Regions from separate parts of the Homo sapiens genome. Here region 1 is linked to region 2. The links are chromatin loops, found by intact Hi-C in ENCODE. Cell type or tissue: lower leg skin. All regions are shown on one strand. Links, peaks and the distances in the headings refer to the core of each region. The heading gives the core; the rest is flanking DNA.

Region 1 (16,192 bases), core at 2,697-10,696, 1.0 Mb after region 2:
ATAATTGGGAAACTGTATTTGCACATATTCTTACTGGTTCCTCTGTGTGTGTGTGTGTGTATGTGCATGTGTGTGTGTGTATGTATGTGCCTGTGTACACATGCATGCATGGGTGTATAACATGCATAATGCATATGATTTAAATGTCCTGTTTCTAAATCACCGAAAGGAGAAAACATTACAGAGCATTGTCCAACAATGATAGACTGGATTAAGAAAATGTGGCACATATACACCATGGAATACTATGCAGCCATAAAAAATGATGAGTTCATGTCCTTTGTAGGGACATGGATGAAATTGGAAATCATCATTCTCAGCAAACTATCGCAAGGACAAAAAACCAAACACCGCATGTTCTCACTCATAGATGGAAATTGAACAATGAGAACACATGGACACAGGAAGGGGAACATCACACTCTGGGGACTGTTGTGGGGTGGGGGGAGGGGGGAGGGATAGCATTGGGAGATATACCTAATGCTAGATGATGAGTTAGTGGGTGCAGCACACCAGCATGGCACATGTATACATATGTAACTAACCTGCACATTGTGCACATGTACCCTAAAACTTAAAGTATAATAAAAAAAAAATTACAGGGCATTTCTTATGTGCACAAAGTTTAACGTCATAGCAGCAGCTACCTTTCTTTGGCTAATCTTCCACTGAAAAATGCTTCTCAAAGGCTAATCGTTCCTTCAGAAAGTTATTATAGGCACATGCATTCCTGAACCACATACAGGTCAGTCTTTTTTCTCCCCTACCCAGTTTTATGTAGTTTCAGCCTAATTTATTCCATCACTTATTAGTGGAAAATGTAATCCAGATGTTTTCATGGTTTGAGCCCTAGGAAGGCCAATGTGAAAGAAATCTGGGCAAGTGAACAGAAACCGGGAAACACTGCCGTTAGAAAGACATTGAAACGTGATGCATTAAAGGGTTCTTTATTCCTCTCCTTTATTCAAACTTTTTATTTAAACTACCTCCTTTTTTGTAATTCATCCACTAAACTACTAAAAACTCCATTATAATTATCCTCGGATTGAACCAAGTCGATGATACCAGCCCTGTGGTCCGCTAGTGTATCATTACTGTGAACGGTCTGGCCTGGCTTTGTGCTTTAATTGCTTGGGGAGGCTGACAGGGGAGCAGCCCTGGGAGGAAGCTGCTGGTTTTAGCCAAACAGGGAACACGCAGCTGTGGAGCCAAGTCCCAGACTTGAGGCCTCAGCTCATTTGGAACCAATTTAATGCTTTGGTTGGTGTTTGCAATGATTTTCTTTTCAAAAATGACAGAAATTTGAGCCAAACACCGGGGAATATATTTTATGGAAAGAGGCAGACTGTTTGACATGCGAGATTTTCTTTTTTGACTAGTTTGAATCATTCCAAGGCTGTTCTAAATGTTTTATAATTACCTCACCTGGCTTATTTAGGCTGGTCATTTGCATTTGTATAAAACTACCTCCAAAATAGAGGCACATTGCATTTTTGCTGAAGGGAGATTTAATGACAAGACTTCTCATCCTTGCCTAGTCAGGGGTCAGAAAAACAGGGCTTCTGAACCTCTAAGTGCTCCCCATCTTTGGCAAGGTAAACTCATACCCGGCTGACATGGTTTCACATTGGGGCCACCACAGAAATGTCAGCTCTGTTCAGAACCAAAAAAAGACATTATTTCTCTCAGTGTTGCTTTATACTAGCCATCCAGACAGTATGACGCGGTATTATTCCCTAAACAGTCACGCCGCATACGCGTGGGATTCCCATAGTAATGACACTGCAGGTTAGAATAGACCTGAGAGTGGGGGAGGGGCGAGCAGCCAGTGCGGTGTTTATTGAGAGCTGTCAGCATGGCAGGCCCTGCCCTGTGAGCTCTACATGATATTATTTGTTTTGATCTTGGGAATGTCGTTTTAATATTCCATTGTACATTGAGAAGCTTGAAGCACAGACCATAACCTAGTCAGTTGCTGAGTTCGGATAAAAGCCTAAAGGATCTGGTTGTAGCACCTGCCCTTGACCCTGGTGCCCTGTTGCCCCTTAGGTGACTGGGAACTACTCACAGGTTAGGACGGCCACATTTGTGATTCAGATAGATTCCTTTGCAGAGGTATGTGGAAAATGAATTTGAATTCTTCTCCTCTCGCTGGTGCTTCCTGTGCACTTGGAAAACAATGTCCCCTTTGCTTTACTGCAGTGGTACCAGGCGACTGATGGGAAATGCTTACTCCTCCTCCTGTGTTTTTCCTGTTAACAACACTGCCACCTGCCCATTACAAATCAGATGGAAATCGTCTTGGAAAATCATCTCGGATGATTATTTCTCCCTTTGAGTCTCATATTCAATCCATCACTGATTCTTGAGAATTTTCCCTCCTGGGCATTTCTTCAATGCCTCCTCTCCTTTCTATCCTACAACTGTTTATCCAGATTAGTCCTTAGTTATCCCTCCCTGGAAGTGGTGCTGTGGCTTCATAACTGGGTTCTTTGCCTGTCACTCGCTTCCACCCACCCGACCTATGCCAAGCTCCACGCTCCCCCAAATCATTTTTCCATCTGGCTGTCAGAAAAGACAAATCTACCCTTGCCATTCCCGTGCTTAGAGATGTTCCAGGCTGCCTCATTGCCTACAGCGTGAAGGCTAGTCCCCTTAGCACTGGCGCTCGCTGCTCTCCAGCCTTGTTCCTTGCCCTAGATGCGCCAGCAAGGCTGAATGAACTGGAGTTCCCCAGACACACTGGATCTGCTGGCATTTGTATCACTGCTTGAGCAGGATCCCCTTCTATTTCCTATTCCCTGTAATCCTCAAGACTTGCCCCTAGCAGAGTTTGACTCCTCTCTTTCCTGGCTGCATAGCACCAATACATGACTTTTCTTATAGCATGTGCACTCTAAATGAGTCGTATCAGCTCATGAAATAGTCCCACCCACTAGATTACAGGACACCGAAAGGCAAAGAATGGATCTCATGCATCCTCTTTTCAGAGCCCACTCTATCTCTTTCATTTTAGGGAGAACTTTATATTTATGCTTAAGGTTTTGTAAAGTGTATTTATCACCAGAGGGTTTCTTGATTAGCCAAAGTATTCCTATAAGATTGAAAGCTTCTCCAGGGCAAGATGGAAATCTCCTTTTGATCTTATCAGTAGAGGTTAGAGGGTGCATCAGAATCATGCGTATCTCTGCAAGAAACTTGTGCTGCCAGGGACCTCCAGTTTTCAGGCTCTGGGAGCCAAGAGAGTGATTATGTCTGGCTGGTTAATGAGCTAATCCTTATTAGGAAAAGGTCAGATGTGCACACTGACTCTGGCTGTGCGTGCTCAAGGCCAGAAGAATTAGGCTTCTCATGAGAATAAAGCAGAGGTCTTAAAGAAACAGAGCTTTTAGAGTTCCCTTTCTAAGTATCTTTTCTGGAGCAGTTAGTGTCAGCTGGGAGACTGACTATAACTGCTGGCATTATAGGTAAACCTTGTAGTTCAAAGGAGCAGTGAAAAATGAGTTTGCCTTTGAAAAGAAACATGAAGCCTGAGTGGCATTGATAATCAGATGAATTCATAATGTAAAATTTGTTAGCCAAGTAGAACTTACGGAGGCTTAGAGGTTTTTTTAAAAGTATTTGCACAGTGTTCCAAACCTTACAAAGGATTGGGCAAGCATGCAAACATGTGGAAGGCATGTGTCTGTCTTGGAATAAAACTTCGCTGTCACTGCTCCAGGAAGATGTCATAGGTTTGCATGTTGCAGCGAGGTCAGAGTTACTTTATTGGGATATTTCTCATTCTGTTTGTGAACTGGCTGAGAGGCAAACCTTCTTGATCTAATTTAGAAATAGAAGAGAGGATGGCAGAAGGGATTATGAAAAGAGGGGGAACGGAGACTTTGTCAGAATCTAACAGTGTATTTATCATGTGGGAATAGTGGTATTCTGCCAAAACCACAGAAATGAAACTGTGATCAGAGTAGAGAACTTCTATATTTGTGTAGAATTAGAAAATTATTTCAAGATCAACATTATTTTTTAAATATTTTAGAAAATTGTTTTTAAAAATTCATCCTCACATAGCTATTTGCCTTAATCATGTTGAAAAAAAATTACTCTTGGTAGACATTACCTTACCAGTCTGTTTACAAAAACAGTTTATATAAGAACAGTTTTCGAAGGGGAAAATGGGGTCAGGTGGTAAAAGTGCATTGAATACTGACTGTTTTCCTTGATTTACAGCAATACCGTGAAGAACTTGATGCCAAGTTTAATGCTGATAAATTTAAATGGGACAAAATGTGCCATAGAGAAGCTGCAGTAATGTTGAAAGCGTTTTTCAGAGAACTACCCACCTCTCTCTTCCCTGTGGAATATATACCTGCCTTCATCAGTCTAATGGAAAGTAGGTGGAAGACGTTATATGTGAATACGCTAAGATATAAGGTCAATAAAGTGAGAGCAGAAGAGAGATGCTGAATCAAATGTGCTCATGTATAGATTTGCTGTGTCCTGACAGTGCTTGGTGGAATATTAAGTTTGATGGCAAACAGTCACCTACTTACATACTTATATACTTAAGCCTGGTTTAGGGTTTTATAATCATTAAAAGGCAGAGGGGTTTGCAGAAAGACCAGGCTCTTGAGATTTGGATTCCTGTGCAACCATCTGTTAGCCATGCAATCAAACCTTCTGAGCCTCAGTTACTACATCTGTAAATTACAGATAATAATTACCTGTCAGGGTTGCCGTGGATATTGAATGAAGTCATTTAGAATAGAGCCTGGTGTGTGATAATGCATCAAAAAATACGACATCACTGCCTTTCTTAAATCTGAGGTCCTAGGTCTGATGATGCAGCATGCAATAAATACTTCACAGAAGATAATATGTCTCTGAAAATTACAAAGTCACATCATGTTTCTGAAAGTTACAAAGTCATATAGATTAGGCCTTTAAGTGAAGTATGTGGGCAAAAGCACAAAAATTATAAAGTGTGTGTTGTAATTGACAAGGAATCATTTGGCATGGTTTGAGCATAAAGGTTGAATATTGTGGAGGATGTAACAAGAGAAAAGTTTGGAAAAGTAGAATGGGGGTACATAGTGGGGGCTTTAACTGTTAACCTGGGGAGTTCAGGCATTGCAAATCTAAATATGTATGAGCATGCTAAGTAAATGTTGATTCTACATGGACCAAAAAGGTCTGTGTCCAAACTGAGAGGACACACCCCATCTAGAGACATTGACCACTGCTTGGTTCTCCGTAATGGTTGCTGTGCCAGACTGAGAGCCAAATCCAGGCTTTAATGCGAAAACTCTCAATTTGAGAGTGTCAGGCACTAATTTTTTTTTTTTTTTTTGAGACAGAGTGTCGCACTGTTGCCCAGGCTGGAGTTCAGTGATGCGATCTTGGCTCACAGCAACCTCCACCCCCGGGATTCAAGCGATTCTCCTGCCTCAGCCTCCTGAGTAGCTGGGATTACAGGTGTGCGCCACCACACCTGTCTGATTTTTGTATTTTTAGTAGAGACGGGGTTTCGCCATGTTGGCCAGGCTGGTCTCAAACTCCTAGCCTCAAGTGATCTCCCTGCCTCACCCTCCAAATTGCTGGGATTACAGGCGTGAGCCACCACACCTGGCCCAGCCACTAATTTAAATTTTAAAATGTTGTGTGAACTTAACAGGTGATGTCTGTATCTGCCATTGTACAACCTTCTCAGGTTGGCCAGAACTACAATTTCATAAAAATTACAATGAAAGAAAATAATAGATCCTAAGTTGTATGGCAAAATTTGTCCTAAAAATTATGTAGGTTCTAAATCTTTGAATGTTTTAACTAAACCAGATTCATAAAATAATCTTTTGTGTCTTGAAAGAAGAGAATATTGTAGGCAAGGCAGTCATTTTCTAAGCTTTAATTCACATGCTGTCCGTGACCAGTATCTATTTTCTTTGTAAGCTTACTGGGTTTTTTTAATGAGAAAAACTTGCTGAAAAAGAGAGAAGAGCTACTAATTTCCTTCATTCATTTTTGTTTCAGACATTGTATTTTTTCAGTTCTAGAATTTTCAGTTGGTGCTTTTAAAATACTTTCTGTTTTTCTGTTGAGGTGACCTATCTTTTCATTCATTATAATCATATTTTCCTTCACATCATTGAGCACAGGTACAATAGCTGCTTCAAAATCCTTGTTGGCGGCCAGGCGTGGGGGCTCACGCCTGTAATCCCAGCACTTTGGGAGGCTGAGGTGGGCAGATCACGAGTTCAGGAGATCGAGACTATCCTGGCTAACAAGGTGAAACCCCGTCTCTACTAAAAATACAAAAAATTGGCCAGGCGTGGTGGCGGGCACCTGTAGACCCAACTACTCTGGATGCTGAGGCAGGAGAATGGTGTCAACCCAGGCGGTGGAGCTTATAGTGAGCCGAGATCGTGCCACTGCACTCCAGCCTGGGCGACAGAGCAAGACTCTGTCTCAAAAAAGAAAAAAAAGTCCTTGTTGGCAGTTCTAACACCTGGGTTATCTCAGGGTTGGTCTCTGTCTTCTTTGAGAATGGGTTACACTTTCCTTGTTACTTTGTATGTCAAGTAAATTTAAAGCTTATTCTGAACATTATGAATATAGTCTTTGGAGACTATGGATTCTGAAGTATTTCTCCAAAGAATGTTGTTTGGTTTCTTTTACTATTGTTGCTCTTTTAAGCCGGCAGTTTGCTTGACTGGACTCAAATTGCCAGTGGTCTTTTGGGCAGGAGCTCAACTGTGTGTTCAGTTGTTCAATCCTTCGCCGTGTTACCCCACACACGCATGGTTTGTGGGTCAGCCAGAGATTTGGGTGAAGTTTATACCAGAATTAGGACCTTCCATCTCTGGATCACTCATTTGTTTTTGTTTTTTGGTAGTTTGAATTATGCAAGGAGGATTCAAACCTCTAATTCCAGATCTGTTCAGAGAATCATATTTAAGAAGGGTATATGAATATATTAATTTTCATCCTCCAAAATATTCAATCCTTGTGTTCAAACCATGCCAAATGATTCCCTGACTGTCAGTTACAAAACATACTTTATAGTTTTTGTGCTTTTACCCAAATACTTCACTAAAGACCTAATCGGTATGACTTCGTAATTTTCAGAAACACTGTGTGACGTTGTAATTTTCAGAGACCAATTATCTTCTGTGTAGCATTTACTGCATGCTGTATCATCATTACTGCCTATCTGACTACAGCCAGTACATTTCACTGAAGGGAGAGGTTCTGAGAAATATCCTGAAAGGGTTCACAAAGAGTCCACATTCCTTCGTATGACTTTGAAAGTGAAAAATACTATATTGCAGGTGGTTGATTTGATACCAGCGAACCCTGCAGGAAACCCAGAGTTCTGGCCTGCTACCAGCAGGAAATAATGGCCTTTTTGCCACCTAAGTAAGCTCTAGTTGTAACAAGATTCTCTGAAGGGGAGGATTGTGAACAAGCGCGTGTGTGTGTGTGTTTAAGCTGTCCCTCTCAATACCCTCAAATGGAGCTCAGAGAACACAGAGCCTTTTCCACTAATGTCGTTACTTTCTCTTTTCAAACTTGGCCCCAAACTTGACCGTAAAATTAAAGGACTAGTATCATCATCAATCAAGCCTCAGATGCTTTCATTACATGCTTAATAACTTTCTGGGGAAATAATGACCTCAGGAAAGAGAATACTTGTGACGGGGATGTATTAAATGAATTAACTACAAAACTATTAATCACAAAACAGCGTTGGGCCAGGTTTCCTAAGTAAAATGAAAATGGATTATTTGCCAAATTAAACTTAACTTAAAAGAGCTTCTTAATTTCTCTGAAGTTAATGGAAACACAGTGGTCCCAAGCCTACATCTGCATCTCTTGTTTTTTTCTTCCCCAGAGTTGTTTTTTTTTTTTTTTAATTGCGTTGGAAGATTAGAGACAGTCCTCAGCCTGCAGTTTATGCACTAACATTATGTCTTGTCTGCCCCTAAATGCTTTGCACTGAGACTTGCTCTTAAAGTTTCTATTATTCAGGCAAGCTCACAGCAATGTGTATTTGCTCTTTTCAGTAACATCCTGGACCTGCGTCATTATAAATTTGATACAAGTTATCCACAAATCTACACATGGATTTTTCTTCAACAATATGATCCTCCCTCTCTCCCCATATTGCTTGGTTGTATACACTTGTCATCTACTCCTGAACTCTAGCACGCACAGCTCCAGTAACCTACTAGCTTGTCACAAGTGTTTCCACTGCTATACAGCTCAGTTAACTTCACCAGCAGCTGACTGCCTTCCAGCCATTGAATAGAAATAGATTTTCCTTCAACTTGAGAACTCCCCAGAGATTCCAGAACATAATGCTTTCCTCCAAGAACTCCCCACCAAGACACCATTTTGAAGAAAATACAGAGGGACAAAGGAAAGCCTAGATTCTCTGGTGTATTCTAAATTTTCAGCACAGCTGGTCGTGGATTATCCAGCTGTGGATGGAATCCCTGAGTATAAATGCCAACCCTCTGGCGCCATCTTGTGTCATTACTGAGGAAGAAAATACTCAACAATCTCCAAAGATCCAACTACAGTCATCACCTTCCCTAAGTGTCCATGGAAGATCTAGAATAAGTGTCATAGATCATAAAAGTAAGAGCAAATATGTAGAAAGATAACTATGTACAGGTACTGATTTAAACACTCTACATGTATTAACTCATTTAATCCTCATAACAGCCTGTGAGGTAGATACAATGACTATTCCTATTTTACAGATAATAAAGTAGATGCAACAGGGATTAAATAACCTGCCCCAGGTCACACAGCGACTAAATAGTAGTCCAGGTTTGAAACCTGGTTCTAAATCTGTGTTCCTAATACTTATACTTTTCTGCCTCATTATATGGAAGCAAGGTTTATTTTCTCTTGTATTGAGTGAGCTTCACTTCTATTTATAGTATTAAAGGAAGGGAAGGTCTGCGAAAGTACTTTGAAAGGGAAGTGCTATCCAAATCCAGAATTATTCTGAGGATCTCGTTGGCCACCTGCCTCAACAATGGCATCATGGGATGGGAAAAGGGAGTTGATGGACAGAGGCTCCTGTCCAAGTGAACAAATTTACATTGCTGGGCACAAAACCTGAGTCTTTACCACCAAAAGCTGTCAGGAGCCCTCCTGTGCCACCAGATGCTAGCAAGAAATGCTGTCAGGATGCATCAGGGCTATTTAAAATGTATGACTATTTCTGTTTTCTTGTTAGGAGGGCCTCACGTCAAAGTACAGTTTCAAGCCTTACACCTCATGGTCATGGCGCTGCCTGATGCCAACAGAGATGCAGCTCAGGTACGTCGTGTCCACCTCACAGCTTGTCCTGGGGCTCTTATTGCTCAGAGGACATGGCTCATATAGGAAAATGAAAGTGGAGATGACAGCTCACTGAGCCACCTGAGCATGCTGCAAACACACGGCCTTTCTGTGCTCCCACTGCCCTTCTCCTGAGGAAGACAAGAAAGAGTGGAGATCTTGGTATCTTGTTTTTTTTTTTTTTTTGAGAGACAGAGTTTTGCTTTGTCACCCAGGCTGGAGTGCAGTGGCACGATCACAACTCACTGCAGCGTTGACTTCCCAGGGCCAGGTGATTCTCCCATCTCAGCCTTCCAAGTAGCTGGGACTACAGGTATGTGCCACCACACCCAGCTCATTTTTTGCAGAGGCAGGGTTTTGCCATGTTGCTCAGGCTGGTCTCCAACTCCAGGGCTCAAGTGATCCTCCTGCCGCAGCCTCCCAAAGTGCTGGGATTACAAGTGTGAGCCACCACGCCCGGGCGGTATGTTCTTAAACATTTAAGTTTCATTCACTCCATTCATCCCAGAGATGTTGACTGTCTATCCTGTGTCAGGCATTGGGCAAGGTGTTAGGAGTAGAAGAGGCAAAAATGAAGGCTTAAATAGAACAATGTCATAAGTCAATAAGACCATTATGTAACTTGTAAAATAGATTCTATAATTGCTGGTCCTCAACTACTCACATTAGTCTGGTGTACTGAAGTGGAAAGAAAACTCTGATGAGCGTCCTCAGGGAGGAATTTGAAATCACTGGTTTAAATTTCTAGCATGTTCACGTTTTTAAATTTGTGAAAATAATTCAATTTAAATAGTTCTAGAATTTCAGAATTTTAGAGATCATCTGATAGAATTTGGTCATTTTACATATTAGGAAAATGAAGCAGAAAAGTGGTTTCTCCACTGATATATAGTAGAACATTTGATAGAATCATATTCTATAGTTTCATCCCCAATTTTTCTCTCTTTATTTCACATTCATTCTTTGCTGTATGTTGGTAAAAATCAAAGTTTCTCTTGCTCTCTGGATAATCATTCTATATACAATAGGAAATTTGTTTTAAGTACAACAGGTATTTGGAATCTTTGAAATGAAATTGAGATAAGGATGAGTTGAAAAGAGATGGTAATTTTGAGGCCAGTAAACATAATGCTGAAAACAAAGATGGTTCTTAGTGCTGCCTCTTATCAGACATTTCAGTGTGGTAAGGACCTTCCTCCTACACAGCGAAAATATCTATGTCAATTATAATATATGTCGGTCATATTAGATGTATCCTTGAGGCAAGGACAGAGATCAGCTATGACATAAAAATGTCCTTTTCTAATATAATTCAATAATTTTTCAAAAACTGAAAATTTATTAGCTTGTTTTTTCGCTTTGTCTACAGAGTGTTCTTTTATCAAAAAAAAATTCATCTGTTATCAAATATCTGAGTCAAAATGTCATCTACCCTTTCATACAACTGAGGATGCAGCAATTATCAAATAATTCAATACATTTCTAACAAAAGGTCCCCCCAGAACATCACGGGACTGGTGAGGATGTTACACACATGCACTGTCTCTCTCTCTCTCTCTGTCTCTCTAATTTTTTATTCTAAATTGTGACTGGAGCTAGGATTGCAGCTGGTGTGGGTTAGAGGTCAAGAACTCTAGCTGAAGAATTGGTTCCCTTCGTTCAGATCCTGGCTCTGCCACTTAAGCTGAACAAAGCTGCTCAGCCGCACTCCACCTCGGTCTCTTCATCTGTAAAATAATAATAGTACCTACCTCACAGGGTTTGGAATAATGATGAGTGAATATATATAAAGTACTAAGAGTAACGCCTGGCTCACAGCAAACCCTCAAATGAATGTTAACTATTATTACTATTTAGTGCTGTTTTTCTCATTGCAAATACTGTACAGTGGAATTCAAACTTGGAAAACCAAAGAGCACTTCTTTTGGGGATTTCAGTCGTCTTGGTGAATTTAGTATTTATACTTTGATAGCACAGCAAACTTATATTAAGCTTTCTCAATTCTTTATTTTTTTTAATGCTTAGAAGACCTGCACACAAACATTTGCTTTTGGCCAGCTGTCAATTTCAAAGTTGAAAAGCAATAGAAAAATAGCACCCAAAAATTCAATTTTTTTATTGTTTAGTTGAGTTTACATTTGGGCTGAGGAATGAGATACTTATGTTGTTTAAATGAATTTTCCTTTCCCTAGGAAATTGTAAATAGTTTTCAACAGCAATGCTTTAAGTTAAGGGTATTTTTCAGAATTACTTTTCTTCCTTCACAGCAAAACAACCTTTCGTGTTTATTGAACTGCAGCATTTTCTCTTCCCAGTTTATATTTAATTTTAACATTTGTCAGACTCTTTTAGGATAAAAGAAAAGAAAATGCAAACCACATTTATAGAAACTGCAATATAATAAAATCCATTAAAATGGCTACTTTCATGAAGCAGACAGTTGAATATACTGCTCACATTTCTTCTCAGTACTTTTAACCAGTTAGAGGGGAAACATGGTACGTTTAACCATTCTATACTTCTGACAGTTCTCTGGCAGCAGAGTGAATGGGAATAGAATGAATGATAGCAATCAGGGGCACTTTTGACAGTGTACAATTGTATGACACAATGCTGTTTCTTCTTAGGCCCTCATGACATTCTTCAATAAAGTGATTGCCAATGAATCAAAAAACCGAATGAGTCTGTGGAACATTTCTACAGTGATGGCACCAAACCTTTTCTTCAGTAGAAGCAAACACTCTGATTATGAAGAATTACTGTTAGCAAACACTGCGGCCCACATCATCCGCCTAATGCTTAAGTACCAGAAGATTTTGTGGAAGGTGAGTGACATAGTGATGACAGGTCCCCCTCAGAAGTCCATGTCCCCAGGAAACATAAAGCCTCCATGATTGGGCAACTCCCTTGGTCATAGGGAAGAAATATGAGAAGATAACCCCAGGTGGCTGTGACAGCCTTACACCTTCTGGAAGGGCTGCTCTTCAACACAGTTTCCCTTTGAAACAGGGATCCACATAATTTTTTCTAAACTTTATAAGGACAATGCCACCATTCCTGGCTCCAGGATACCGAGTGACTGGGAGGAGTTGCCATGCCTGAAGACAATCTGCTAGGGAGTTTGAATTCAAGTGTTTTCCATCCAGTCCAAGCTATTTTTCTTCTCCAGGTTCCATCTTTCTTAATCACTCAAGTAAGAAGAATGAATGAAGCCACGATGCTATTGAAGAAGCAGCTCCCAAGTGTCAGGAAGCTGCTCAGGAGGAAGACCCTCGAGCGGGAGGTAAGACAGCAAATGAGGCATGGCGATTGTCCACTGCCTAGATTTGTACTCCTCAAAGGGGGGCACAAAGTAGCTTGTCATTTAGAACCAAGCATTTTATATTCTCAAGGATCAGGGAGTGTTGTAACTATAAACATCATGGAAAGTGGGTCCATAACAGAGTACCGTGGCCTTTGCATCTTGTTGAGAGTTATGTGCTTTTTGGTTAAAGTTCTTGAAATATCTCAGTCAGGAAGATTGTTTGATATCCCACCAGAAAGGCTAAAATGGTTCTCGCAAAAGCTGAAAGTCAACATTTTAGTCCCTGTCAACTTGATTTAAGGGCAATCCAGTATCCAAATGTCTAATACTTGGGAAAAGAGATTTCTTCATTGATTGGTTAGTAAAGGAATAGCTAATCCTTAAATTATTTTGTGTAACTTCATTGCATTCCAAGGAATTCAGAGTTTTGTTTTAACACAGTTATTTGTGTGGAGGCACATAATGCCAACAAGTTTTAGAAGAATTAACTTTACTGCTTTTATCTAACTTGAGGATGATCACAAGTGCCAGACATTGCATTCAACCTTGAGGAGGATGTGGAGATACTTGAAATTTACTTTGCCCTCAAAGGAACTTACACCTAATGTGGGAGACAAATGTATATGAGAGCCCCAGGGGCCCAGTAGGGAAGCACCAGGCCAGCTGTGCCAGGGCCATGCAGAGGACAAGGAATGTGCTCTAGCGTGGGAGACTGTGGATGGCTTCATTGAGGATGCAACATTGGAGCTACATTTTTTTTTTTTTGAGACAGAGTCTTACTCCTCTGCCTCCTGAGTTCAAGTGATTCTCCTGCCTCAGCCTCCCAAGTAGCTGGGACTACAGGCATGCGCCACCATGCCTGCCTAATTTTTGTATTTTTAGTAGAGACAGGGTATTTTTAGTAGAGTAGGGTTTCACCATGTTGGCCAGGCTGATCTTGAACTCCTAACCTCAGATGATCCGCCTGACTCAGCCTCCCGAAGTGCTGAGATTACAGGCATGAGCCACTGTGTCCTTCCTGGAGCTACATTTCTTTTTATAGAGTTGGAGTCTTGCTCTGTCACCCAGGCTGGAGTGCAGTGGCATGATCATAGCTCACTGCAACCTCGAACTCCTGGGCTCAAGTGATCCTCCTGCCTGAGCCTCTCCAGTAGCTAGGACTACAGATGCATACCACCATACCTGGCTAACTTTTTAAAAAAAATTTTGTAGAGATGGGGGTCTTGCTGTATTGCCCAGGCTGGTCTTGAACTCGTGGCCTCAAGCGACCCTTCCACTTCGGCCTCCCAAAGTGCTGGGATTACAGATGTGAGCCACTGTGCCTGGTTGGAGTTGTATCTTGAAGGATGGATACCACTGTGAAAGGAGGAAGAGTGAAAGTCCAGGGAAAAGGACAGTAAATGCCAAGGCAGTGAGGCAGGAGGGAGTGTTGTTGATTTATCATAATCATGATGAAAGACTGTATTCTCTGACTCATGATAGGCAAAGTGACTTCATATCAAGTAGAACCAATACTTTTATTTAGAAATGAAATTTTAAAAAATTTGTTTTAATTGAGAAAAAATCACATAATATAAAATTCACTATTTTAAGCTTTGAAATTATACCAATTCAGTGTGTTTGAGTATATTCACGATGTCCTGCAACCATCTCGGCTCACTGCAAGCTTCACTTGCCAGGTTCAAGTGATTCTCCTGCCTCAGCCTCCCAGGTAGCTGGGATTACAGGTGCCTGCCATCATGCCTGGCTAATTTTTTAAATATTTTTAGTAGAGACAGGGTTTCACCATGTTGGCCAGGCTGGTTTCGAACTCCTGACCTCAGGTGATCCGCCCGCCTCTGCCTCCCAAAGTGCTGGGATGACAGGAGTGAACCACCACACCCAGCCTGAAGACTTTTTCTGATAAGTCCAATGTCTGGACTTCCTTAGTTTCTTTAGAAACTGTTGCTTTTTCTCCTTGTGTAGGAGCAATATTTCCTTGACTTTTTTTTACCTAACAGCTATTTGTTGAAGACTGGACATTTTGAGTATTATAATGTAGCAACTTTGGAAATCAGATTCTTCTCCCTCCTCAGGGTTTGTTGCTTCTGCTCTTGTACCTATTGTTTGTTTGCTTCATGACTTTTCTCCTGAACTGATTTTGTAAAGTCTGTATTCTTTGTTTTGTGTGACTATGGAAGTCTGTGATCCATTAGGTTAATGATAACTAATGATTAGACAGAGATTCTCTTAAATGTCTGGAACTGAAAAACCTCCCAGTCTTTGCAGATGAGCAGTGTGTGTGCTGGGGCACACCTTTAGCACTCAGCCAAGCAGTTTCTAATTCTGCCTGAGTCCTCACTTCCTGCTTGCACAGAACCTGAGGATCAGCCAGAAGTTTATGTTTTCAGCTGTTTCTCAATCATATGGCCTTTATATTCTCAAGAATATGTTAAGGCTTTTTACAGCCTTTATTTTCCAAAGCATCTCAGTCTCCAGCCTTGCCTCCCAAGCTTTTTAGTTATCTCTTGTTTTCCTCAATTTCTTCTGATCCACTGCATCAGGCAGCTGTGACAAAAACACTTGCCTGTAAACGTTTTTGACATTACACCCCTCTAGCACCCATCAAGTTCCAAGTTAGGCAAGGTAAAGGCAAGCCTTTTGAGCCAGTCTTTGAGGGAGCCACCAGACAGATGAGAACAAATCATTAGACTTCTTGAGTGAGGTCCATTCTGCTCCCTGCCAGTACCCATGCCAGAAATGCAGGCTGTTATTTTCAAGGCTATCACTGAACTGGAGAGCAGGGATGGAAAAGCATAAGTAAAAATGACACACAGCTCTTCCTCTTACTTAAGCACTCCCCTAGTTGAAGCCTTTGGATTTGTATCCAGAATTCTAAGAGTCAATACTGACAGTTTTTGCCAGTTCATCCATTGCTTTTATGGAGGGGCAGCCATTTTCACTCTGGAAAACCATAACAGTATAATTAAATGTGTGGAACAGAGGTCAGGTCAGGCCTTGTCAGTTACTACCCATATGAGCCTGGACAAACTACATTCTTTTTTTGAGCCTCAATGTTCTCATCTTATAAATTGGGAGGGAGGGCAGATAATGATCTATCTGTTTCATAGAGCTGTCATTAGGATGGACTCACGGTGTGTGTGTGTGTAAACTGTACATTGCTATATCAATGTCACTTTAATGTTTTATTGTAAATAGAACCAAGATATGGTATTTATAAAGGTTATAAATACCATAAAAGCAAACACTTAAAGACAAAGAAATAGTTTTTCTTTCGTACTATTGTACTATATTGCTTTTTGGTTTTTTTTTTTTTTTTTGAGATAGAGTCTTGCTCTGTCACCCAGGCTGGAGTGCAGTGGCGCGATCTCGGCTCGCTGCAACCTCCACATCCTGGGTTCAAGTGATTCTTCTGCCTCAGCCTCCCGAGTAGTTGGGACTACAGATACGTGCCACCACGCTCGGCTAATTTTTTTGTATTTTTAGTAAAGACGGGGTTTCACCGTGTTAGCCAGGATGGTCTAGATCTCCCGATCT
Region 2 (16,192 bases), core at 5,561-13,560:
GTAGAAATCAGCTGTGAATCCATCTGGTCCTGGACTTTTTTTGGTTGGTAGGCTATTAATTATTGTGTCAATTTCAGAACTTGTTATTGGTCTATTCAGGGACTTGACTTCTTCCTGGTTTAGTCTTGGGAGGGTGTTTGTGTCCAGGAATTTATCCATTTCTTCTATATTTTCTAGTTTATTTGCATAGAGGTGTTTGTAGTATTCTCTGATGGTAATTTGTATTTCTGTGGGATCAGTGGTGATATCCCCTTTATCATTTTTATTGCGTCTATTTGATTCTTCTCTCTTTTCTTTATCAGTCTGACTAGCGGTCTATTTTATTAATCTTTTCAAAAAACCAGCTCCTCGATTCATTGATTTTTTGAACAGTTTTTCGTGTCTCTATCTCCTTCAGTTCTGCTCTGATCTTAGTCATCTCTTGACTTCTGCTAGCTTTTGAGTTTGTTTGCTCTTGCTTCTCTAATTCTTTTAATTTTGATGTTAGGGTGTTGATTTTAGATCTTTCCTGCTTTCTCTTGTGGGCATTTAGTGCTATAAATTTCCCTCTACACACTGCTTTAAATGTGTCCCAGAAATTCTGGTACGTTGTGTCTTTGTTCTCATTGGTTTCAAAGAACATCTTTATTTCTGCCTTCATTTCGTTATTTACCCAGTAGTCATTCAGGAGCAGGTTGTTCAGTTTCCATGTAGTTGAGTGGTTTTGAGTGAGTTTCTTATTCCTGAGATCTAATTTGATTGCACTGTGGTCTGAGAGACTGTTTGTTATAATTTCCATTCTGCACATGTACCCTAGAACTTAAAGTATAATAATAATAATAAAATGGCATATTGAAAAGATTCCCTTTGCAGCCAATAACAAGACAAAGATGCCCTCTATCATATGTTTTACATTATATAGGAGAGTCTAGTGAATACAATGAGGTAAGCAAAAAAAAAAAAAGTATGTGTTTGGAAATGAAAATACAAAACTCATTATTTAGAGATGATAGCATTGAAAATTCAATTAATCTACAGAAGTGGCTGTAATTAATAAAAGCGTAGGAAGGTTTCTGAATGCAAACTCCATATATGAAAGTTAATTGTATTTCTACATACAAGCAACAATCCGTTAGAAAATTAAACTATAAAATATATCATTTATAACAGTAAGATTAAATTACTTTGCATTTGTCTAATAAAATATGTGTAAGTAGTACATGGAGAAAAGTATAAAACTTTTTATTGGAAAATGTTAAAGATAGCCTACATAATGAAGACTTTTTTTTCCAATCAGGATGAGTTATTCAATACATGAATAGAGATCATACCAAGTTAAAAAGCTTCTGCACAGCAAAGGAAACAACTAGCAAAGTGAAGGGACAACCCACAGATGGGATAAAATATTTGCAAACTACTCATCTGACAAGGGATTAATAACCAGAATATGTAAGGAGCTCAAGCAACTCTATAGGAAAAGAATCTAATAATCCAATTTAAAAATGGGCAAAAGCTTTGAATAGGCATTTCTCAAAATAATACAAACAAATGGCAAACAGGCATATGAAAAAGTGCTCAACATCACTAATGGATCATCAGAGAAATGTAAAATCAAAACAGCAATGAGATATCATCTCACCATGGTTAAGATGGCTTACATCCAAAAAACAGGCAATAACAAATGCTGGCAAGATGTGGAGAAAAGGGAGCCCTTGTACACTGTTGGTGGAAATGTAAATTAGTATCACCACTATGGAGAACAGTTTGGAGGTTCCTCAAAAAACTAAACATAGAGCTACAATGTGATCCAGCAATCCTTCTGCTGGATATATACCCAAAAGAAAGGAAATCAATATATCAAAGAGGTATTCACACTCTCATATTTGTTACAGCTCTGTTCACAGCAGCCAAGATTTGAAAGCAACCTAAGTGTGCATCATCAGATGAATGGATAAAGAAAATGTGGTACATACACACAATGGAGTACTATTCAGACATAAAAAATAACGAGATCCTGTCCTTTGCAACAACATGAATGAAACTGGAGGTCATTATTGTTAAGTGAAATAAGCCAGGAACAGAAAGATAAATATTGAATGTTCTCACTTATTTGTGGGATCTAAAAATTAAAATAATAGAACTCATGGAGAGAGACAGTAGAAGGATAGTTACCAGAGGCTGGGAAGGGTAGTGGGAGACCAGGGGGAGGTGAGGATGGTTAATGCTACAAAAAATAATTAGAAAAAAAACAGCAAGACCTAGTGTTTGATAGCACAACAGGTTGACTATAGTCAAAATAATTTAATTGTACATTTTTAAATAACTAAAAGTGTACAACTGGATTGTTTGTAACACAAGGGATAAGTGCCTGAGGGAATGGATAACCCCCATTCTCCATGATGTGATTATTATGCACTGTATGCCCTCATCAAAATAGCTCATGTACCTCATAAATGTTAATACCTCGTAGGTATTATTAATACTCACAAAATTTAAAATTTTTTAAAAATAGTGTTAAGAAAACTGGTTATCTACATAGACAAAAGAAGAAATTGGATTCCTACTTTCACCAAACACAAAACAATTTCCACATAGATTAAGAGTAACACGTACAAATCAAAACTATGCAATTTTGAGAAGATAATATGGAAAAATATTTTAATGACTTTTTATGTCTTGAAATAGGGAAGAATTTCTTATACAAGACACAAACTGCAAAGAAAAGCTTGACTATTTTGATACTATGAACTCATGGTTATAAAAAGATGTCAAAAAGGGAGTGAAAATACCAATCACAGACTCTAAAAAGAAATTTGCCACACACATAATAGATGAGAAAATGTTATCCAGAATGCTTAACTCCTACCTAAAAGGATGGACGAAGAACATGAAAATGCATTTCACAGAAAAAGAAATACAAAAGATTATAGGCAAATAACAAGACACTCAACTTTATTATTAATCTGAGAAATTAGAATTCTTACCACAATATTATTTTATTTCTCATCCTTCAGACTGACAAAGATAATTAAAACCCAGATATCAAGTATTGGTGAGGATATGGAGCAAAAGGAACTTTCATCAGTTTATAATAGGAGTGTACATTTGTATAATCACTTTGGAAAACAATGCAGGCTGCTCTGCCTTATGGAGTGGCCATTGTTTATTCATTTACTTTCTTAATAAACTTGCTTTCACTTTACTGTATTGATTTGCCTCGAATTCTTTCTTTTCTTTTCTTTTTTTTTTTTTTTGAGTAGCAGTCTCAGTCTGTTGTCCATGCTGGAGTAGAATGGCGCAATCTCAGCTCACTGCAACCTCTGCCTCCTGGGTTCAAGCAATTCTCCCACCTCAGCCTTCCGAGTAGCTGGGATTATAGGCACCAGCCACCATGCCTTAGTAGAGACAGGGTTTCACCATATTGGCCAGGCTGGTCTCTTGGCCAGGCTGGTCTCAAACTCCTGACCTCATGATCCACCTGCCTCAGCCTTCCAAAGTGCTGGGATTACAGGTGTGAGCCACCATGCTCAGCATCGAATTCTTTCTTGTGTGAGATCCAAGAACCCTCTTTTGGGGTCTGGATCAGGACCCCTTTCCAGTAACATTTTTCTGGCAAACCATGAGGGGATTATATTTAAGATACCTCTGACCCAAAGGAAAATCATCTGCATGCAACACCAATTGACTGGCTTTGGCTGTGCCTGCTTATTAGGCCATAGGAAATGCATGCTTTCCTGGCCCTGTTCATCCAAGGGCTCTGCCCTGAAGCTAGTAATTCAGTTAAGAAACTGGCAAACCAAATCCAACAGCACATCAAAAAGCTTATCCACCACAATGAAGTTGGCTTCATCCCTGGGATGCAAGGCTGGTTCAATATATGGAAATCAATAAACATAATCCATCACATAAACAGAACCAATGACAAAAACCATGATTATCTCAGTAGATGCAGAAAAGACCTTCAACAAAATTCAACAGCCCTTCATGCTAAAAACTCTCAATAAACTAGGTATTGATGGAACGTATCTCAAAATAATAAGAGCTATTTATGGCAAACCCACAGCCAATATCATAACTGAATGGGCAAAAACTGGAAGCATTCCCTTTGAAAACCAGCACAAGACAGGGATGCCCTCTCTCACCACTCCTATTCAACATAGTGTTGTAAGTTCTGGCCAGGGCTATCAGGCAAGAGAAAGAAATAAAGAGTATTCACTTAGGAAAAGAGGAAGTCAAATTGTCCCTGTTTGCAGATGACATGATTGTATATTTAGAAAACCCCATTATCTCAGCCCAAAATCTCCTTAAGCTGATAAGCAACTTCAGCAATGTCTCAGGATACAAAATCAATGTGCAAAAATCACAAGCATTCCTACACACCAATAACAGACAAAAAGAGAACCCAATCATGAGTGAACTCCCATTCACAATTGCTACAAAGAGAATAAAATACCTAGGAATCCAACTTACAGGGATGTGAAGGATCTCTTCAAGGAGAACTATAAACCACTGCTCAATGAAATAAAAGAGGACATAAACAAATGGAAAAATGTTCCACACTCCTGGATAGGAAGAATCAATATCGTGAAAATGGCCATACTGCCCAAGATAATTTATAGATTCAATGCTATCCCCATCAAGCTACCAATGACTTTCTTCAGAATTGGAAAAAACTACTTTAAAGTTCATATAGAACCAAAAAAGAGCCCACATAGCCAAGACAATTCTAAGCAAAAAGAACAAAGCTGGAGATATCACACTACCTGACTTCAAACTGTACTACAAGGCTACAGTAACCAAAACAGCATGGTACTGCTACCAAAACAGATATACAGACCAATAGAACAGAACAGAGCCCTCAGAAATGACACCACACATCTACAACCATCCGATCTTTGACAAACCTGACCAAAACAAGAAATGGGGAAAGGATTCCCTATTTAATAAATGGTGCTGGGAAAACTGGCTAGCCATATGTAGAAAGCTGAAACTGGATCCCTTCCTTACACCTTATGCAAAAATTAACTCAAGATGGATTAAAGACCTAAATGTAAGATCTAAAACCATAAAAACCCTAGAAGAAAACCTAGGCAATACCATTCAGGACATAGGCATGGGCAAATATTTCATGACTAAAATACCAAAAGCAATGGCAACAAAAGCCAAATAGACAAATGGGATCTAATTAAACTAAAGAGCTTCTGCACAGCAAAAGAAACCACCATCAGAGTGAACAGGCAACCTGCAGAATGTGAGAAAATTTTTGCAGTCTACCCACCTGACAAAGGGCTAATATCCAGAATCTACAAAGAACTTAAACAAATTTACAAGTAAAAAACAAACAACCCCATCAAAATGTGGGCAAAGAATATGAACAGACACTTCTCAAAAGAAGATATTTATGCAGTCAACAGACACATGAAAAAGTTCATCATCACTGGTCATCAGAGAAATGCAAATCAAAACCACAATGAGATACCATCTCACTCCAGTTAGAATGGTGATCATTAAAAAGTCAGGAAACAACAGATGCTGGAGAGGATGTGGAGAAATAGGAACACTTTTACACGGTTGGTGGGAGTGTAAATTAGTTCAACCATTGTGGAAGACAGTGGCGATTCCTCAAGAATCTAGAACTAGAAATACCATTTGACCCAGTGATCCTATTACTGAGTATAAACCCAAAGGATTATAAATCATGCCACTATAAAGACACACGCACACGTATGTTTATTGTAGGACTATTCACAATAGCAAAGACTTGGAACCAACCCAAATGTCCGTCAAAGATAGACTGGATTAAGAAAATATGGCACATATACACCATGGTATACTATGCAGCCATAAAAAAAAGGATGAGTTCACGTACTTCGCGGAACATGGATAAAGCTGGAAACCATCATTCTCGGCAAACTGTCACAAGGACAAAAACCAAACACTGGATGTTTTCACTCATAGGTGGGAACTGAACAAGGAGAACACTTGGACACAGGGTGTGGAACATCACACTTGGGGCCTGTTGGGGGGTGGGGAGCTGGGGGAGGGATAGCATTAGGAGAAATATCTAATGTAAATGACGAGTTGATGGGTGCAGCAAACCAATATGGCACATGTATACCTATGTAACAAATCTGCACGTTATGCACATGTACCCTAGAATTAATTAAAACAAAAAGAAAGAAACTGGTGAATGAAAAATTATACAACTACTGTATCCTCTTCTGTCTGTCTATTTGTATGTGTTGTGTGTGTGCTGTTTATATGTGAAAGAGTTTTGATTAATTGGTTTAAAAGTAATAAGAGCTTAAATCACATATTTTGTCAGACAAAGAAAAGCTACAGTGTCTTTTGGTTCATCTGACTTTAGTAAGCTTTGGGAAATAAAGACAGTTTTAAAGGTTATTGGTAAAATTAAAATGTCTTCAAAATTTAGATATTTGGTCTAAATTAGGCAGGTCAGATATTAGGTGTCCTAAATGCTTTAAGGTCATAAACTGCTTCTTTAAGTTTTAAAAATTGTTCAGTTTACCTACTTTGGAGTATTAGATTCTAGATAAGGCCTGGGGACATGTGGAGTTAGCCATACCCCCTAGCATGTTGGAAAGAGTCAGGCCTTATCTGCACTTTTGTCTGCTGTCCTAGGCTTCACACAATTGCTTACTAACCAGATTTTTCACCAAAAGTAAACGTTGCTAAGAGTTAACATTGTAACATGTATCTGAGACTACTAGAGAAACAGTTCTACACACAAGGCATGTAAGGAAAGCAGAATATACTTTTAGTAAAAGACTATAAGAAGCCAAGGGAATGTGCATTTCCTGCTTAAGTTTAGAGAGTTAAAGGATTGTTTTAAGTGAGATAGAAAATATCTAAACGTTTGAACAAGTTGTGGAAGGTTTATAAAGAATTAATTGTAAAAGAGATTCTGTGTGTGAACATATTTGCTAAAGTTAAAGGGGTATTACTCACTTTTTCTGTAAATTGAATATTAAAATAAAAGCAAATATAAAATAAGATAAATAAAATTAATTATTAATTAATAATAAACAATAAAATGATAAAATAATAAGATATAATATATCATATTAATATAATACAATATGTCATATTATATGGTATATAATATTAAAATATATATCACAATAAATAATAAAATAATAATAATAAATAAATAAAGGGGTTTTCTTAGAACACTGATCTGCTCTTTAATGAAAATTGTAACCGGTTATAAAAGGTTTATGAGAATCTTACCTTATGCTCAAACTGATTAAGATTGGATAGATTTGTCTATAAGATGTTATTAAGAATTCGGGTTGACATTAATAGTACACTAATGCAAAGGGTGAAATTTGGCTTATTTGGTATAAAGATCACACAGGAAGCATTGTCAAATATGAAATGCTGTTTGGCTTTCTTTGAGCTGATTTGTATAAATATGTTACTGATATGTGTTCCAAAATAATGGGAAACTCCTATAATTCTGATATGATTTAGTGTGTGTTATCATTAATAATTATAATTGTTACACAAAATCATTGTATGTCACAGAGGTAAAAAAGAAAAAAAAAAACAGTGTAGCATTGCCTGGTAAATAGAACATATGTCTACCCTGGGGTCTGCAATTTCACTTCTAGAAAATCCTGCACATATGCACTGGGAGACATTCTCATGGGGGTATTTATCATACCAGCATGAATGAATGAATATATATATGTGTGTGTGTGTGTGTGTGTGTGTGTATGTGTGTGTATATATACATGAGTATATATATATATACACACACGTGTGTATGTGTGTATGTGTATCTATACACACATGTGTGTATATATGTGTGTGTGTATATATATATAATGCTACCAGAGGTAATCCAGATATCTAACTCAACACAACAGAGAGATACATTTTGATATAGTCACAGAATGAGCTACACACTGAAGAAATTGAATAAACTATGGCTTCACACAATAATATGCATGATCTCAAAACATAATGGAGAGTGCAAGAAGCAAATTCACAGAGGAGTCAATTTAGTGTGATGGCAATTTTGTAAATTCAAAAAACCAAGACTAAACAATACATTGAAGAAGCATACATGAGTAGGTGATAAAATGAAAAAGAAAAGCAAGTTAATGAATAAAACTCTCCAGTTATACTGAGATTGTCAGGTTGGATGTTTTAAAAATCCAGCTATATGATATTTACAAGAGCCATATGTAAAACACAAAGGCATTTTAAAAAGTTGAAAATAAAGGGATGAATACAGACTCAGGGAAATACTAGACATTGTCCAATTCCTGTTCTCTGCCTAGCTTGGCACTAAATATCTAATTCATTTAATTTTCTCTATCCTAAAAATGTAGATAATGTTCTCATTTTTATGGATAAGGAAACCTAGAGTAAAGTGATTAAGTAACCTACCCATAGTTTCCAAACTGGTCACTAATAGAAGTGCTGTTCACACCCAATTCTCTTTCCACAGCACCATGTTGCTCCTCCTCGGACACAGGCTGATCCTATCTCAGCATTCTTGGAAGGCTAAGAGAGAGTAATAGAAGAACAAAACTGTGTCTGAAAATGTAGGGCTGCATGGTTGCTACACCTATTGACACAAGTGAGGGATGGACATAAAAATGCAAATAATTAAAAAGGCCTTTTTGACAGGAAAGAGTGGCTCCTACAGCCAAGGTGAGTCTATGGACCAAAAAGAGAGGAGTAGGAGAAGAGGGTGTTGATGCGCAGGTGGCGGGCATACAAATGGACTCTGGCTTCTCTTCCTAGGGCAGCAGTGCTCTAAGCTTTTGGCATCAGAAATCTTTTACACTCTTAAAAATTACTTAGACCCTAAAACGCATTTGTTTACGTGTATGTAAAATAGTGTATTCCAATTTAGTATATACTAGTATATCCCATACTATGTTAGAAATTAAAGCTGATACTTTTTAAAACACAAGAATACACAACATACATTCCATTAGCCTTCTGCTGAGAGTATAATGTGTCATTTTTAGAAGAAATTTTGGTAAGAGATGTAAAACCATTAAAATTCATACCTTTAATCCATGAATCCATCCAAGAGTCTAGCATAAGGAATAAGGAAACAGTCCTATGGCGTGTGTGTGTGTGTGTGTGTGTGTGTGTGTGTGTGAGAGAGAGAGAGAGAGAGAGAGAGAAAGAAAAGAAGACAATTTCCAAAGGAAGCAACAATACGACGACAGTAAGGGATAGATTGAATGTACCTGGTAATATAGAGTAAAATGCTTATGTTGCATTCTGGTTATGCCACTTAGGGAAATTAACATCGATGTCCTTATCTATAAAATGGGAATAATTTTAATACCTACTTCATATGGATGCTGTGCATATACAATGAGATTATCTATGCCAAGTACTAACTACAGTTCCTGGCATGTAGTAAGTGCCCAATAAATGTTAAATATTTTTGCTACCATTGCATGTGAAATACTATTCAGTTGCACAAGCAATTAAAATAATACAGAATTTAAATTCATTTACACGAAAACATATTCATGGTTATTAAGTAAAATGTTAACAAGACAGCGTACACAACCTTCTATTTTTGGAAAGAACAAAATTTATCAAAAATTCTGCAAAGATATACATATGTTGTCTAACAGTGAGGATTACAGGTTACTTGTATATTTTTTTCTTTTTTGTATGTTTTTCTTCTCTGGCGGTAACTTGTGTAATAAAACGTTTTCCTTAGGAACTGTACGGTATCATGGCTGACACAAGAGGGCGCAGTAGGACTCTTGTGAGTTTTTCCTGGCACTAAGGCCGAGGGTGTAACCCTCTGTGAGCTGTCCAAGGTCTGAAGAAGGCAAGAGCCTTAATCCAGAACACAGAATGAAAGAATAGTTGTTTTCCACCCCCAAACAAAGTAACAAACAAATATGTGCACATTAGGAGCTACTGAAGCCAGGATCTCAGCTCAGATCATTTTTATCAGATTCTCTAGAGATGGGTCTAGAGAAAAAAAAAAAAATCCCAGACTATTCTAATGTGTAGCCAGGGTTGAGAATCCCTGACGCATGAGGGAACTGAAAGCGACCTGACCGCAGGTGCCATGCGTAATTGGCAGGGGCCATGCTGGTCTCTTTCATTCCCTCAAAGATCTGGTTCAACTGCCGGCGACTCTCCATGTGCCTCCTGCTCCGTACTCACATCAGTGAGCCTCCTTCCCCACTCGGTAGACTCACCTGGGAAAGACACTGACTGCCCTGCCTCCTCCACCCACCCCTGAAGCACAGAGCAGGGCTGGAGCAGAGGCGCTTGAGGCTACAGTCAATCGTGGTTCACTCAGCTGTTTTGCAAAACGATTGCCTCACAACACAGAGGCCTCCTTATTCCACACTGCAGTCAGCCCCATCCCGGAGGACGCTCATTGTTGATGATGAAGCACCTCAGCCCCAGATTCCCCTCAGCCAGCTTTCAAAAAGGTTCTGCTCTTGTGGGACAGGACGTTGGGGTGGAGGAAGCTCTGCACCTGATTTCTTACGCTGCACAATTGTGGGCCGGAGTAGAGAACTAGAGCTTCTCAGGAGGCAGAGAGGAGAGGAGAGAGCTTTGTCAGCCCCTGCAGGGCTGGGAATCCTCTGCCCGACAAGAGTGCAGAAGATACCTGTGCTCCTCTTCACTCCCAATGTCCTTCAGGCCACATTCGAGCGGGTCCTTGGCATCTTGCTGAGTTTACAGCTCACAGGGGTGTGAGCGACTGCAAAGGACCATCTTCTAGTGCTTTTGGGTGGAATCACAATCTCTTTGGGGTTCTCCCAAGGACTGAATGTGGAATGCAAGAAGGATACAACCACAAAATGACTTACCAGGGATTTCCATTCTTCACTGTGATGCTTTTCTATCCTCTTCTCTTCCCCTAAAGACATCCCAGTCACTGCTGACTCAAGACAAAGAGGAAGAAGTGAAAGCAAGACCCAGTGGTAGTTAGAATATTTTCACTAGTGAAGAGAGATTTTCCCAGAAATTCCCACACAATGTGATTGGTTGTGTCAATGGAGGAAAAGGAGCAATTGCTTTACATGCTGCATTCTTGGGGCCACTTCCATTGGGCCTATTAGAAATATCTGATGACCCATTGCTTAGGAAACACTGGGGAAATTAAGCTCTATCCACACTCAAGTTATCTTTTATTAGAACTGTTTCAGTTATCTATTGCTGTATAGCATGATGACCCACATTTTGTTGGCTTAAGACAGTCATGTATTATTTCTCACTATGCTGTGGGTTGGCTGGGGGTTCAGTCGGCTGACCTTGTAGGTGTATGTGGGACAAATGGGTCTTTTAATCTCCTGGACTTTCATCTTGGGCTTCTTTCTGGTATGATGGTCTCAGGGCAGCATCCCCAAGGGGCAAAAGCAGAAGCTAAAAGGCCCCTTGAGATTTCAGCTCTGGCATTTGAACATGACACCCACTGCATTCTAGTAGTCAGGGCAAGTCACAGGCAGGAATAAATTCCATTCCTGATGAAAGAAGCTGAAAAACATTTGCGGCTATCTTTAACATATCACAGCATTTCTTATCCTGAACACCAGTTGACATTTTGGGCCAAATAATTCTTTGTTGGGTGGAGGGGAGAGGGCTGTCCTGTGTATTATGGGGTATTTAACAACACCCCTGGCCTCTACCAATTAGATACCAGAAGCATGAGCAAGTGCACGCATGCACACTTGCACACACACTCACCAGCTGTGACAACCAAAAATGTCTCCAGACATTGCCAAGTGTTCCCTGGGGGACCAAAAAATCACCCCTCATTGAGAACCGCTGATCTGTGATAAGTGTGGATTTATTTTAGGTGGGAACTCTGGTACTTGGTATCAACACCTACCTTTTCAGATCAACACTGACTCAAATCTGCTTGAATAAATTTATATCCCCACGTGGATTAACTTACTTGGCTTGAATAATAAGTTCACATACCAACTTGTGGGTGGACTCCATACTTCTCTGCTGAGGAACAGGAAGTCCATCCCTCATCACTGAATGTGGACACGCATGAGCCTTAGGAAGCAGTCAGCTTTTCTTGTTTTGTTTCCCAAAGTTACATTTACTGACTTGTATCTGGCTCCATGAGGCCAGGACATGGTCATGGTGGTCAGTTCCAAAGAGAAGGAAACGAGGTTACATACGTGGATGAGAATGGAAGAGGCATTGTGCAATTTGTTGGGATTTATCTCGCTTTTGTTCACACACAAAAGAAAAATCCATCTCCTGTGCCATTCCTCAAGTCACACAGTTTTGGGGTAATATTTGTGGAACAGCATTCCCCACGGATGCTCTTTATTATTTAAACAAATCATTCTTCCCAACAATTATTCATTTTCAGGTTTTTCTTATATTTCATTGTTCTTCTCTCCCAAGTATGTAAGATGCAGTAATCATTACAAAATAACAGGAAATCTTAATATCTTCAAATGCTAGATGTGTTCTGGCTTGAAAATATCATGTCTGCCCATGCTATAACCACTCGGCATTTCTCCAGTTGGTTAGGGCCATTTGTGATGATGATAATCTCAGCTGAGAGGTGTTGCTGACACCATTATTTCTTGAAAGAAACTGAAGGACCCGGCTTCTTTGTGTTCAGAAAGCATCTCATTTTGTTGTCTCAGTTCTTTGATGTTGCCAGGAATCATTGAACTGTGAGAAGCTGAAAGAAAATTTATATTCCACAGAAATAATATTTTTGCTCAAAGCGGGAGCACAACATTGGGGTAGAACTTTTGTTTCTGGAACTGGACACACATGGAGAGACCGACGATGAAAACCACCATGAAGACTTTGTCAAAATATTTTGTCCCATGGCCAAGCCCTTTCACTGCTTACCTTATCAATAAAGGGCTCCAAATATTTATTTTTTACTGAGAAAGAAACTGAATTTGAGGAGCTGGCACCAGGTTGCACAAGTTATCTGTGATGCTGACACAGTTACAGCATTGCCTTCACAGGTCTGATGAATTGCTGCCAGATTTTAATTGGAACGTACACATGAAAAAGAGAGACTCTTTTGACTGTCTATAAATAATCACAACAGCAGAAAAGCAGCAGCTATAGAAATAGTTACAGAAAATAAGAACTTCCCTTTGAAAACTGCAGGCTTTTTCAACTCTTCCTGTGGGTTCATCTCTCTGCTTCCTTGTACCTGGAATTATCTCCAAATCTAGGTTTTCCATTCTGTCCATACACTATGTGCTCACATCTGTTTTTTTTTTTTTTTTTCAGTATTAGTCTATTTAGGCAGTATTTGCTTTGGTTTTCAGAAGTTCTGGTGCATATGATTTAAAACTTTATTTTCAGTACATATTGGTTTAGGTTCTTAACTCCCATGGGACACAGCATGCAGGAGAACTGAAATTGCTAAACAGGTGCTCTTTACCTTCTCAGGGGTTCTGTGCTGCACCCACATGCCATTCACCCCAGCTGTAATATATGTGTGTGAGGTCAAAGGGGTTAAAAGTGGCTCCTCAAAACTCACATACCATTATAATACTTGGAGAACTCAAGGACCTATGCCAATGAAAATATGTTGATTAAAATTAAGTTAACATTTAAAGATCTCCAGGCCAATTCAGAGGCCCTGATCTTTCAGCGAAGTGTGGGCTTCAGTTTTGCACTATGTGCTTTTCGAGCAGGTAAGGAGTCTAGCCTTTAGCTAGTTGAGGTTATTTGATCCAAACCAGCAGGTTAGGACATTCACACTATCAGCTCTCAACTCTTGGCCAGGAAGGCAGTTGTAGAGGAAGGCAGTTGTAGAAGAAGGTAATGAACAATCTCCACGCAAATCCATGTCTCAGGCTCTGTTTTCAATGGGTTACCAAGATGAAGATAGTCACTCCACCAACCAAAAGCTGTGGACTATATCACCCTCCCACCCCTACAGCACAACAAAGATAGAGAAAGCAGTTGATTTACACCCAGACAGAGAGGCCCACTTCCTGGGTAATAAGCAACTGACAGCAGGCATTTTGCATGCTGTCTACTGGAAGAAGCAGAGTTCCCTGGAAGAAGCAAAATTTTTAGCAGTGAATGAATGTGGGGATTTGCATTACATGCTTGAAGCAATTATAAGACCAAAGGCAAAGTCCTTTTTGCCATTGGTAGTGGAGACCCTCCTGCAGGGTGCAGAAAGGCACAGAAAAGGTGATGAGAGCTCTGGACACTACACCTGGATGATGAAAAAAGAATTCAGAGAGAAACAATTTACTTAGCCACAAATAGTTTTGGGAAAATTATCAGTATCAAAGTGGAGTCACCAATGTCAAATCTTAATACATGAAGCCAGGAGGCCATGAAAGAGGGACCTCCTGCACGCCTGCCTATGATGGCAGTTGTGCAAGGAATTCCTCAAAGCTGCAGCATTCCAGATAAGCCGGTTGCACAAAGAAACTTTCCTCACAACAGCTGCCTCCACCCATGAGCTAATGCCAGCTCCTGCAACAAGGCCCTGTAACCAATGGTTTGTTTCAAAACAGCTTCTGCGGACTCCTTTTTTTCTTAAGAGCTTTCACTTTCCCCATTCCACTTTGATGTGCCTATGGTCTGCCATAGCACACATATCTTTCATTGCAATCCCTTGCTCTTCCTGAATGAATTCTTTGCTTTGAAGAGTTGGTCTCTGTCACTCATTTTAGATTGACAGTTTAGAATTTCCCCAATTTTTATTAAGTTATATTTATACTGGAATTGTACTGCATGACACTTTTATGTGTGTACATGTAAGTATAACTATACTTATGAAAACTGGAAAGTCTATTTCATTCTCATACCATGAAATTTGATCAATCATTTTCAATCTTTTTATTGTCTTTATAAAGCCCTGAGTTAAAGAACTCTTTCAGGTATTGTTATAAATAAGTGACAGGGACAGGGAAGGTTTTGGTGTCTTCAATGAGAAGGTAGCTAAGCAGGAGGCTTCATGGAAGGCTGCCCCAGCAGAACTTATTTCTTTCTGGGTGTTATGGGCAGAATTGCATCTCCCCAAAATTCACATGCTGAAGTCCTAACCCCCAGGACTTTAGAATGTGATCACATTTGGAGATAGAGCCTTTAAAGGGCTGATTAAGTTGAAGTGGGGTAATTAGGATGGGTCCTAATCCAATCTGACCAGTGTCCTTATATGAAGGGGAAATTTGGACATAGAGACAGAGACCATGCCTCTGTGAGACCATATGAAGACACAGGGAGAAGATGGCCACCTGCAAGCTGCGGAGAGAAGCCCAGGAGAAAACAAACCTGCCAGATGCTTTGTCTTGGGTTTCTAGCCTCCAGAACTATGAAAAAAAATAATAAATTTCTGTTGTTTAAGCCACTTACCCTGCGGTATTTTGTTATGCATCCCTAGCAGACTAATGCACTGGGTATGCTCTACTTTATATTTGCACTCAAGGGGACGGGATCAGTGGGAAGAAAGTCACCCACAGGGGCTGTGATGAGGCTATCTTAACCTTGAACCAAGAAGGCAGAGATGAACTACATGATTCTGAAATCCCTTTAGCACCCTGGCAGTTGAGGTAAGTCTGAGTTTTCCCCATCAGTCATTGTGATGGAATCAAAAGGAGCATTGGATTTAAGGTGATTCTGATGACAGCTTCTCCCTCCTGTTTCCCTGCCCTCCCATGCCCCCAAGAAGGTGTTACACATTCATTTTTGTTGTTGATGTTTTTGTCCACTCAGAGTGACCTATCTCCTCATCCATGCATATTCCCTTGTCAGAGTTTTTGGAACCAAAAGATAACATTTTTGAAAAATGACTGATCAGCATTCATGGTAGTCTAGTGTCATGGTTCCTAATCTTGAGCATGTATCAGAATCACCTGGAGCATTTGTTAAACTTGTTAGAACACAGATTGCTGGGTCCCACCTCCAGAATTTCTGATTCAACAGTCCTAGGGGTAGGCCTGAGAAGCTGCATTTTGAACAAACTCCCAGGTGATGCTGGTGCTGCTGTTTCAAGTATTTTGAGAACCATCACCTAGGGCAATGGAACACAAGGAAACATTATTTGTTCACAATTCTCTGGCTCCAGCTCTAACCACCTTTACTCACCACAGCAGACAGAATAGGGGTGTGTGTGTGTGTGTGTGTGTGTTGTACCTGCATTTTAAATTAGGCCTAGGTTGGGGTAAATGTTGTCTTAGAGAGTTTCAGAAAAAGGTATGCTGCTGTGATTAAATTTTTCCTC

Evidence for each region. Peaks named below come from ENCODE experiments on the same cell type or tissue, not always from the same donor. Only the 100,000 strongest peaks of a DNase experiment are listed, where the experiment ranks them.
Region 1: it touches region 2 in a loop (19-fold over the local background); 65 of 110 quality-filtered maps call a loop at or near these places.

Annotation. Positions count from the first base shown.
Region 1 is chr18:6,877,910-6,894,101 of GRCh38, forward strand. It overlaps ARHGAP28 (Rho GTPase activating protein 28), which reads left to right. Exons shown (of 18, transcript NM_001366230.1): 11 at 4,228-4,390; 12 at 9,248-9,330; 13 at 11,979-12,176; 14 at 12,521-12,634. Among named protein-coding and RNA genes, the nearest start is that of LINC00668, 44 kb to the right of the region's middle. In lower leg skin, for the core only: no CTCF peak of the experiment used is centred there; no DNase peak of the experiment used is centred there.
Region 2 is chr18:5,858,655-5,874,846 of GRCh38, forward strand. All of the region lies in intron 4 of MIR3976HG (MIR3976 host gene), which reads left to right. Among named protein-coding and RNA genes, the nearest start is that of MIR3976, 26 kb to the left of the region's middle. RefSeq lists a silencer at 9,791-9,840. In lower leg skin, for the core only: no CTCF peak of the experiment used is centred there; a DNase peak (open chromatin) is centred at 9,752.